Regions from separate parts of the Homo sapiens genome. Here all the other regions are linked to region 1. The links are chromatin contacts, found by Hi-C or POLR2A ChIA-PET in ENCODE. All regions are on one chromosome and are shown on one strand. Each heading gives the region's core, a stretch centred on a gene start or an enhancer-like site at or near the end of the contact. The rest is flanking DNA. Distances are from core to core; before and after follow the strand shown.

Region 1 (2,700 bases), core at 201-2,700:
GAATGTTCTTGTCCCTCATCCAAAGTAATAAAGTGCAGAGAAGCTCGCTTTTGTGCGCGCTGTCTCTCTCTCCCTCCCTCTCTCACTTTCTCGCTTTCTTTCCTCCACCCCTCCACCGCTCTCTCCAAGGGTCTTGGTCTCAGATCTCAGTTGCTTCTGCCCCTTGATGTTTGGGATTTTCTCCTTGCCTCACATTGCAGCTGCCTCTCCTTTGCGTCGGCGAATGTACGTCCAACAATCGCCCTCTAAAAGTTTTGAACTTTACTTAGGGGTTAAAAAAGAACTCTAGATCAAAGCTCTTGCGAGCTGCGTCCTAGTGCATTCAGGAATCCACCTCCTAGACAGAATTCCTCCAGCAACAATTCCAGTTCCATCCCACTTGTGAGCGCCAGCAGAGCATAGTGCTTGACATCGGGGCGAGAGAGGTGCATGCGCCGCGCACGCTCGGGCGCGCTCATACATACCACAAGAGGGTGAGTCCCCTGCCTCTCCCCGAGCCTAACCTGAAGGTCTGCGAGGAGGTCGCACCCGGTCCGCACCCCTTCCCCGCCAAACCCCGGACAACGCTTCATCCGCACGCCCAGAAGGGCAAAGCAAACACACTCCCTTCCAACACACTCCCTTCCGGGTCCTGCCCAGGCACAACCGCTCCTATTTACCGTCTTGTACCACCAGCTGGCGAATGCCATGGCAACAACCGGCTGGCTCCGATCCGCACGGCGGGGGAGCCGGCGAGGGCGCGGGGTGTTGCGTTGGAGGCGCCGGGCTCACACTCCGCTTGGCCGGGACCGGGCTGGCACTGAGCTCCGCACATCCCAAGGCGGCTGCCAGGTGGGCAGAACCCTGGGGGTGGGGCCCGGCGCAGGCCCCGCCCCTCCTCGCCCGCCCAATTTGGCTCGAGGCTGGTTAGGGAAGAGGCTCTGCGTCTCCAGGCAGCCACGCCCTGCGGCCCGGCCTTAGCGCGGAAGACTACATCCCGCTGTCCAGTGAAACCACCCCACTCACTCGGGGGTCCTGAGTGAACCTCATTCCCCGTTCATCCTCATCCTCATTCACCCACGTCTTACCAGCCAACTTTTCTTGACGCGTCCCCCCCTCCACTCTACCCGGCCAACGCCACGCCCAGCGCACTGGACCCGGCCGGGGAACCGAAGCCACCTGCAGCCACCTGCCTGGCAGCGGCCAAGCCCCTAGCCCTCTCCCTGCCCCGCGGGGGCGCCGGGGACTGCAGACCCGCCAGCCTGGCAACGCCCAGGGAGGGCGGCCACAGCTCCGGGACCCGGTACCCCATCGCCCAGCCCCGCGACGCCGACAGGAGCGCCACTCACCTCATGGGTGCGGCGGGCGGCGGCTGCTCGCCGGGGCCGCGGGGAGGCGGCGGGCTTCTGGCCGGGCTGGGACATGGCGAGGCCGCTGCGGCCGCTGCCTCCCGGAATGCGCCGCGGAGAGTGGCGGGGAGGCCTGGCGGGGAGTCCTGCCAGGGAGAGAGGGAGGGAGGGAGGGAGCGGAGGGCCCGGGAGCGGGCGATGAAACAGCTTTTCCGACCCCACCCCAGGTCTGCGCCGGGGTTCCCCTAGCCCCGATGGGCCCTCCCCTTCCTGCCCGCGGAGGGACCCGGGCTCCTGCCCTGTAACTTAACACCCTCCGCCCCGGTCCTCACCCGGTGACCCGCCCCGGCCCCAGCACTGCTCTGGTCCCGGTTGGTCAGAAAGAAGGGGTTGGAGGTTGCAGCGTTCCTCCTTCGATGCCCAGATCTAGCTTGCAGTTGTGCAACGAGAGAGCGGGACCCGGGCGTGGCCAGTCTACGCTTCGACCCTCCTCCCAACAATCCGGAGAAGTAGATACTCTTTCTACATTCTGCTCCGCTTTAGCTGCGAGAGTTTACCAACTCAAATCTGGCCCAAGCCTGGACAGTCTAGATAAGGAAGCGGATCACAAAAACAAATTGGTCTGTGTGTGTGTGCGTGCGTGCACGCGCCTGTGTATGTTTTATATGATTTTACTTTGTTTTTTGGCAGTTTCGAATTTTAATAAACTTTTATGGGGAGGAGAACATAGGTTCCAATGCAAAACGGAGAACAGTCCCAAATTTAAACCCTTATAGTCTTTCTAGAGTCTGGCGAGTTTTGTTTCTGAAGCTAGATTGCTTTCTTCTTGGGCTCATCTTAAACAGCGCTTCCTGGTTTGGGGCTGGAAGTGAAATTTAACAAGCCCTACGTGCTTATGTGAGAAACTGTCAGCCTGCAGTTGCTGCTGGTTCACAATCAGGCCTGACAGAAAACCTGTTTGTTACCCTGCAGTAGCATCATCATTCTGGGACTTGGGGTCACCGCTTTCTGCAGCGTTGGGGTTTAGACAGTTGAAGAGAGAGAAGGCAGAGCCTTTTTTTTTTTTTTTTTTTTTTTTCTGGAGAGGCAGTTTCGCTCTGTCTGGAGTGCAGTGGCGCGATCTCTGCTCGCTGCAATCTCCGCCTCCCAGGTTCAAGCGATTCTCCTGCCTCAGTCTCCTAAGTACTTGGGACTACAGGCGCGTTGTCACACCCAGCTTTTTTTTTTTTTTTTTTTTTTTAATGGTAGAGACGGGGTTTCACCACGTTGGTCAGACTGGTCTCGAACAACACCTGACCTCAAGTGATCTGCCCAGTGCTGCCTCCCAAAGTGCTAGGATTACAGGCGTGAGCCACTACAGCCGGCCAGAAGG
Region 2 (3,999 bases), core at 132-2,631, 380 kb after region 1:
GACATGGACATCATGGCCGGAGCTCCATTGTGAACCAGGGATGGCAAGGCAGAAAACTGTAATGATAAGCAGCTGAAGTCTTCTGGGGGACATAATTGTCTTACTTGCCGTGAATTGCTTACAACTAGACCCTTATGTGAGAGAGAAATAAACTATCTTGTTTAAGCCACTTAGCATTTTTCCTGTTACTTGCAGCTGTAATTAACTGCTGATTAATCTTGGTTAATTCATTGCCTTCATCAACTGTTCACCACACACAGAGACACTGCCTGAGCATGAAGACAACTCAGAGAAAGGCAGAGCAAAAACAAAAAGAATTCTGTTAATATAATTTGAGTCACCGGATCTAGTCACGCCTAAAGTCATGCTACCTTTTGAGTTTTTCAGTTAAATAAGCCAGCCTATTTACTTGTTGCTTAGGATGTTAAAACTTGAGTTTCTGTCATTTGCAACAACAACAATAAAAGTCCAGATGAATCAGCAACCATGAGGAAGTATTGCTCTCAATAATGCATATGACATTATTTTGACCAATTATGGGCTCTAGAATTGGGAGTCAGAATCAATGTATCTTGATATCTCCAGATTCTCAAGAGACAGAGAGGTCTAAACTGACATCTGGATTACATTATCATCCACATTATTCCTTTGCCATGGGCATATTGTTTCTATTATTTTAAACACCACATGGAGCTCCACAGGCTTGCAAGACATTTCCCTGGAAATTAATAATTCAGGAAGATTCACCTGGCTTCAAAGTACAGGAGGGACTGAAAGGATTTTGAAGGGTGGAATGGAATCGCAGAGACCAGTTAGGAGTAGGAATTGAGGTAACAGGGGCTTAGTGTTAGTGTGAATACATACAAAAGGACAACAGTTAAGAAAAAAAAAAAAATCTTACCTCTACCTTTAACACATGTTCTGTTCTACTGGTATTTTATATTAGTAAAGTGGTTCATAGTTCATGAAGTATTTTCACATACATTATCTCATTTGATACTTAAATAAGCAAAGTGAGTAACTAGTGTTACCATTTTACAGAAGTGGAAACTGAGGCTTAGTGTGGGTATGGGTCTTACCCAAAGTCATGTTGGTGTCAGAGCAGGGGCCAAAACCCAGATTTTCTGATTAGCAGTTGAATCTGGATGCATTGGCTCTCTCCGTACAGAGACTTACCTATAAGCAAAATTTTCTTTTCAAGCAACTTCATTCAGTTTTGTTTGTGAATTCTACTTCATTGTTAGTCATTTCATTGTTCTCTTCTTACTCATTACCTGTCCTGAGAAGTGATGTAGGCTGAGAGACAAAACTTTATCCTAATATGAATCATCTTTATAATGCAATATTGGAACCAAGGAGTGTGTGTGTGGGGACTGGGGGAGTGGAATTAGGAACTACCAAACAGCAACAAAAACCACAACGTTGAGTACCAGAGAATGAATTTACGGTAATTTAAAAAATCTTTTTCTCTGCTTAGTGCCTCCAATACGAGATCACCTCTTGTTCATTATGGCACCAGTAGGCCTGATTATTTTAATAATTTACCATTTCAAGGAGCCATGGAGACAGAAAGGAAATTGCTTTTAGACAATGTGTTATTCAAGCAAACGGAAATGGTTTCTGAACCACAGAAAACAAATAAACATGCCTCTACCTGGAACTTCATTAGTGTTTGCCTGTTGTCTGGCGCTAAAGGATGTGCTTTAAAAAAATGGTGCAGTGTGTGCTTGGAGATTCTGAATGTTAGTGGGGCTATCTGAACTCTAAAAGAAGAGGATGTTGACTGTGTCTAGGACCACTGAACTTGGATGAACTCCTACAGGCTGGGTGTGAAACCACATGCTAAATGTCTTCCCATACAGCAAAATAAGATGCCAAATCCTTAATGGTCAGCTCAGTTTTTATAACTTCTCAAGAAGCATATTTTATTATTACTCAAAATATAATGCAAGTATACCATGTATAGCTGTGGTATAAGAACATTAATCAGAACATTGATACATGGTGCTCTAGTGACACTGTAAAGCCTTCTAGAAGAATTACCCATCTTCTGTTCTTATCATGTCTATTAATGTGCCTTTCATCCTTTGCTTGTGAATTAAAAAATACGTTGTTTGGAATTCTGTGGGATCCTGCTGAATTCCTTAGGACCATGGTCAAACATAGCTAAATGGTTATCCTTTTCCATAATATTATTCTTGGGCATGGAAAGGAGTATCTTTTTAATAAAGGAAAATTGGCAGGGGGATTCCTTGCAGTGCAGGCCTGGTTTGGCACAAAAAGTGAGGTGTTAGAGATGCAAACATCTCATCTTCAGATCCGCAGCTGGCAAAAACACAAGGGGACACATTTCCCTGGCAAGACTGGGCCATCTGCAGCACCACAGTGGGCCTCAAGTCTCTGGACTGACCTTCGATCAAATGGTAGAAATCCAGAGTAAAGCAATGTGACCTGGCAAACAGAGGCTCCTGGAGCAGAGTGTGTGATTTCTTCCATTCCTGCAGAGATCCTCATTTGGCTGGAAGTCCACCCGAGAGACCAAGTGTTTCCAGATATTTGGCAGAAAAAGAAATACTCTCTTTTCAGCTTTCTCTAATTCAAAGAAATAGAATGCTGACAAGAAAATATGAGTATCATCCATCCTTCTGATATAGCATTAATAGCTGTACAGATTTTAATGTTTATACATAATGGTGCTAACAGTGGCTGCTTATATGGTCATTATAAGACTACAACATTTTTTAAGCTATAGGATATGATGAGAGATAGTAGATGAAATATGTGGATGCATGTATTTATGCATATGTATATATACATGCATGTAACTGCATGTGTGTGGCATGATACATGATGAAATATGAATGCATGTGCATACATGCACAGTGTATGTGTATATGCATGTGTGTGTGTATACACAAGTGGTATATTGAGCATGCAGGACTCAAGAGGTGTAATCACAAAAAGCCATTTTGCTTTTGTTTTCTATCTTCTGCTGTCTTTCGTAGGCAGGGGACATCTTCCTCTTCCCCTGGATGGAAATAAGCAATCCCATGCTTTTTCTAAGCATACCTAGGATATACAAAATCCTATGATCACTTTAAGTTGTAAAATATAATCCTTAATTCAGATACTAGAAATTCCAGCTGCATGTATGAACCAGTGTGGCAGAAGCTACCATGTTCTCCACCCCATTCCCCATTCCATTTACCAGGCAGGTACACCCATCTCTCAGTTGCTGTGAAGATTACCTAGGCATGGTTTCCGGAGTGTTCTCTCAGAACTGCCATTAGCTGGCAGGTACCATCCTGCCTGGTAAATCTTGACCCCCTCACCACACACACACATCAAAGACTGATTACAAAGGGACAAAAGGCCAGCCTGTGGTTCTAGGAGGAACAGTCTGCTGTGCAACTTACATACAAACCACTCCCCCACAGATGAGGGAAGGCTAGATGTCTCCTGAAATCACATACTTGCTTGGCTTCTTCTTCTTCATCCCTAACCTTACTGACTTTTTCTGAAGAGCATTCCTTAAAATTTTGTTCTCCCCTAAATCCCACTCTCAGACTCTGCTTCTAGAAAACCCAATCTAAGACAAAACAAAATTGAAAAAAAAAAACTCTATTTTAATTCAAAATTAAGACTCCCCACCCTCCAGTTAAGGTACAGCTGTAAGCAGGAAGGTCACCAGCCTTCAGAGAAGGGGGATGGTTAATTTCTTATTACATTACCTGCCCACCACCACCACACTCATGGCCTGCTGGCTGCTATTATCAAATCATTTTCCTGTATCAATTGAAATGAACATACAATTTTTTTAAATGTTTAAGACTATAAATACATTGAAATTCATTGAGATTTTCTAATGTTGACCATTCATATACTTCTGGTGGGAAAAAAAAAAACCTTACTTAATGATGATGTTTTGTATATTTTGAGACTATATTTTTAGCACACACTCACATCCCTTTAGTTTCTACTCCTCTCTTCTCCACACTG
Region 3 (4,307 bases), core at 879-3,378, 510 kb before region 1:
ATAGTCTTTTTAAAATGTATTAGTATTTTTCCCAGAGTACCCTGTGAGCAAAGAGGAGAGGCATTATCTTCCTATTTCCAAACTTCATCTTTCTCAAAGAGAGTCAATTGCACATTATCCTGTCCTTAATTCTCCCTTGTCTGGAAATCTTCTAGAGAATTGAATCCATTTTTGCTGCTTTGTGGTGGCCCAAAAAGGCAGCCTGATATTCAGATATTGTTCTACTTTTGGTCCAGATTAACATGTCCTCAGATTATTTTTATAGGCTGTAGCATTATTTATCCCTTTGGGTGTTATTGCAAATCGGCTAATGGATAACAAAGATACATAAACATAATTCAGTAGTCTCCAAACTTAACTGTTTAATATTAATATCTTTTTATCGTCAGATCTTTCAGTTGGCTAGGGGTTCTAGTGAGTGTTGCTGATAAGAAGCATAGCCAGACTCAGGACGAACAGAATAAGTGGAAACCTATCCCCAAACCATAGGCCCATTATCTTATTTCCTGGGGTTCACATTCATCTTTCCCTAGTGTATCTAACTATATACCAGTAACTATGACAAAACCTTGACTTTCCTAACCGTAGGAACTGCATGGCATTGACAGCTTATATCCTTGAGATTTCCTTGGATTTTAGTTTTTCAAACACACTGGTTAACTCATTTGTATCTTTTTTCTTTTGTGTAACATCTTTTATCTCCTTGTGTAAGGAGGAGCAATACCATTAACCAATAAGTATATTGTCATTGGCTAATAAGGAAAAAGAGGAGCAATAAAGACTATATCATAAATGATTCTTGCTTTTGCAGGTATTTTGACAGAGATGTTAAATGCATTAAAGATTTCTTTATGAAACGTTTCAGCTACGAAAGTGAGCTTTTTCCAACTTTTAAGGATATCAGGTTTGTACTCCCCATTGCTTTACATAATAGAACAGTTTAAATATCTGGTCTGTGTATTTCTAAAAATTAACATTTTCATCTAAAAAACTTTCCAAATTTTGACACGTAATCACTGTTAGATGTCATTGCTCTGTAGTACATAACTGAAACTTAAAAACTTGAAAATACCTGCATTTGGTCCATTAAGGCACTGTTACTGAATTTTAGGAAGCGGACATATCTAGATTCTTATAAATTCAAGAACTTTTATTCTATTTTGGATGCTATTTGAGTAACTCATTCATAAGGAATAACACCAAACATTCATTGAAATTTGTGTTTTTCCTTTATCAAGGACCAGGAGGTATCTTTAATTGATTCTCAAAACATAACTATCATGTGCATTCTCAAAGCTCAGTTTTCTCATATTTATTTTATACACTTAAGATATTTTCTGATCTGGGATGAGTCACATAATCTGAAGGAAATCCTTAGCCCCCTTTGAAAGTTAATTTACAAAGTTAATAAACATAAGCTGAGGTTTTTATAACCTTTTTATTTATATTGTTGCTTTTCAGTTATTTTATTCTTAAAATGACAGCCAGCATATACCTTTCATATTTGTTTACCTGTGTCATTTAAATATTACATTTTAGGGAAGGAAAATTTATTTTTAACATATAAGCTATTAAACTCACTTGAATCATAATTTATCAGAGTAGTAGATATTTGCTCCTCTTAGATAAACATTTTTTCTCTCTTTCTATGCTTGACGCCTTTTTTTTCTAGGAGAGAAGACACTCTTGATGTGGAGGTTTCTGCCAGTGGCTACACAAAGGAAATGCAGGCAGATGATGAACTGCTTCATCCATTAGGTCCAGATGATAAAAATATTGAAACAAAAGAGGGATCTGAATTCTCATTTTCAGATGGAGAAGTGGCAGAAAAAGCAGAGGTTTACGGGTCAGAAAATGAAAGTGAACGGAACTGTCTAGAAGAATCAGAGGGCTGCTATTGCAGATCATCTGGAGACCCTGAACAAATAAAGGAAGACAGTTTATCAGAAGAGAGTGCTGATGCACGGAGTTTTGAAATGACTGAATTCAATCAAGCTTTAGAAGAAATAAAAGGGCAGGTTGTTGAAAACAACTCTGTAACTGAATTTTCTGAGGAGAAAAACAGAACTGAAAATTACAACAGGCAAGATGGTCAGAGAGTTCAAGGAGGAGTCCCTGCTGGCTCTGACGAGTATGAAGATGAATGCCCTCATCTAATTGCCTTGTCGTCATTAAATAGAGAATTCAGGCCTTTCAGGTATAGACTTCTGTCGATTGCTTTTTAACTTTAGTCTTGAGACTGATACTTTGTTAGATTCTAGTAAAAGAATGTTTTTTTCAAATGATGTGACAAAATTGTATTCTGCCACCTTGATGTATAAAATGAAAGCCAAATAATTTTTTGTTGTTAAAAACTCAAAATAGCTTCCTTTTCAATTGACCTGATTCTAGGCAGCCTATTGACTAAATTTCAAGTAATTCTGCCTTAAAATACAAACTGATGGCTGGGCACAGTGGCTCGCTCATGCCTGTAATCTCAGCACTTCTGGGAGGCCAAGGCAGGCAAATCACCTGAGGTCAGGAGTTTGAGACCAGCCAGGCCAACATGGCAAAACCCTGTCTCTACTAAAAATATAAAAATTAACCGGGCATGGTGGCCTGTGCTTGTAATCCCAGCTACTTGGGAGACTGAGGCAGGAGAATCACTTGAACCTGGGAGGCAGAGGTTGCAGTAAGCCAAAGATCGTACCACTGCACTCCAGCCTGGGTGACGAGCAAAAAACTCCGTCTCAAAAATATATATATATATACAAACTGATGATTTTAAAATTATTGCAGGTCTCTGGATACATTGATCAGGTTTTAGATGGATGAGTTATTCCTCATATATTTTCCTAATTACACATCTGATGTGTGTTTGAGTTATGTAAAGGCATGTAAATATTAAAACATGCAATAAATGTACTTTCTATATGAAACATCTGCAGTGAATTTTCTCTAGTACCTTGAGCCTTCTATCCTTTGTTCATGTGTAGTTAAAATTATCTAATGATATTATGTTTTCTTTTAATAATTTTTTTTTGTAAATATTAATCAGGCTCAGCTTAGATTAGGAAAAGTTCTAAAACTTAATTTTTGGATTTGGGATTGCTTATTCAGAATCAAATTGTAGTTAAATGAAATATTGGTTTTATTTATTTCAAAATAGTAATATGACAATTAAAATTAGTTCAGCAATACATTTATTAAACATTTTTCAGTACATGTTTGGGCTTATATCTTAAGCCTACCTTTATCTTTAAAGTTTTATTCCTGAAGCAAAACATGAGAATTTTGTTCCTTTTTCATATAGCTGTGTATCTGTGTCACAGGGCTACTGCCATTTAAATAATAAACTTGGAAAATTAAATCAGAAGCTTAAAAGGAAAAGAGGGGTGACAGAGGCTCAGGATTTTGAGTAAGTGATTGTATTAGACTGGATTCTTCAAAGAAACAGAATAAATAGGAGATTTATTTTAAGGAATTAGCCCATGGGGTTATGGAGGCTGAGAAGTCCCAGGATCTGTAGTCAACAAGCTAGAGACCAAGGAGAGCCCATGGTACAGTTCCAGTCCAAATCCAAAGAGCTAAGAACCAGAAGAGACAATAGCATAAGTTCCAGTCCACATCCAAAGAAAGGAGAGGACCCATGTCCCAGTTCAAAGACAGTTCTCTCTTACTTTGCCTTTTTGTTCTCATCAGGCCTTCAATGGATTGGATGAGGTCCACCCACACTGGGGAGGGCAATCTGCTATACTCAGTTTATTGATTCAGAAACGCCCTCAAAGACACACCCAAGTTAATGTTTAACCAAATATATGGCACCCTGAGGCCCAGTCAAGTTAACATATAAAATTAACCATCACAGTGATAGAAGAAAATCTATATAGGATTAAATGGTCTTTTAAACTCAGAATGGGAACAATAATTTTGTTCCCACTCTGGATACATGCTGGGCAAAACTTCCATTCAAAGTAAAAGCAGAACAGCAGATGTTGCTGAAAAATATTAACTGTTAGGAGTTAATATCGTCCGAGTTTTTATACATTGCATATATTGAAACTTTGAGCCATGTGAAAAACATTAGTCTCTAGGTTGCAGATTTTCCTACCCTAGTGGAGCTGACTATAATGAGTACTGTCTGTTTCCATTATATCTTCTGTTTGTGAAGGTGGAAAGAGTCTCAAAAATTTAGATAGGGAGAGACAGATTTATATAGTTCAGTGAAAGAAGAGGAGAGGATTATTAGAAAAGGGAAGATGAATTGTGGGGAGGTGATAAATTTCAATGGCTTAAGCATTCTACTGTTTTTAAATTTTGATAGTGAC

What was found. Hi-C counts contacts between places; a loop is a spot of excess contacts on that map. ChIA-PET counts read pairs that join two places held with the same protein, here RNA polymerase II (POLR2A). Pooled maps may share reads with other maps.
Region 2: a loop to region 1 is called in a pooled map, with 3 times the contacts of the local background. The contact joins the enhancer-like site here to the promoter of CAST in region 1. A Hi-C loop is called at or near these places in 4 of 50 pooled maps. POLR2A ChIA-PET finds 5 or more read pairs at or near these places in 2 of 52 experiments (activated CD4-positive, alpha-beta T cell and activated CD8-positive, alpha-beta memory T cell).
Region 3: a loop to region 1 is called in a map of PC-9, with 4 times the contacts of the local background. The contact joins the enhancer-like site here to the promoter of CAST in region 1. A Hi-C loop is called at or near these places in 2 of 168 maps with a recorded cell type or tissue (PC-9 and naive thymus-derived CD4-positive, alpha-beta T cell), 3 of 37 single-sample maps with no recorded cell type and 10 of 50 pooled maps.

What each region holds. Positions count from the first base shown.
Region 1 is chr5:96,661,126-96,663,825 of GRCh38, reverse strand. It overlaps CAST (calpastatin), which reads right to left and starts at 1,450. Exons shown (of 32, transcript NM_001750.7): 1 at 1,329-1,450. The coding sequence starts at 1,403. RefSeq lists silencers at 674-953, 1,144-1,733 and an enhancer at 1,296-1,797.
Region 2 is chr5:96,277,658-96,281,656 of GRCh38, reverse strand. All of the region lies in intron 1 of LOC101929710 (a long non-coding RNA gene), which reads right to left. It also overlaps a transcript of CAST not described here. Among named protein-coding and RNA genes, the nearest start is that of PCSK1, 150 kb to the left of the region's middle. RefSeq lists an enhancer at 1,309-1,358. Within about 2 kb of position 1,381, at least 2 of the 41 ENCODE cell types and tissues checked have a DNase peak (open chromatin) inside an H3K27ac peak, as active enhancers do.
Region 3 is chr5:97,165,357-97,169,663 of GRCh38, reverse strand. It overlaps RIOK2 (RIO kinase 2), which reads left to right. Exons shown (of 10, transcript NM_018343.3): 7 at 812-904; 8 at 1,673-2,197. Among named protein-coding and RNA genes, the nearest start is that of RIOK2, 16 kb to the left of the region's middle. Within about 2 kb of position 2,128, at least 2 of the 41 ENCODE cell types and tissues checked have a DNase peak (open chromatin) inside an H3K27ac peak, as active enhancers do.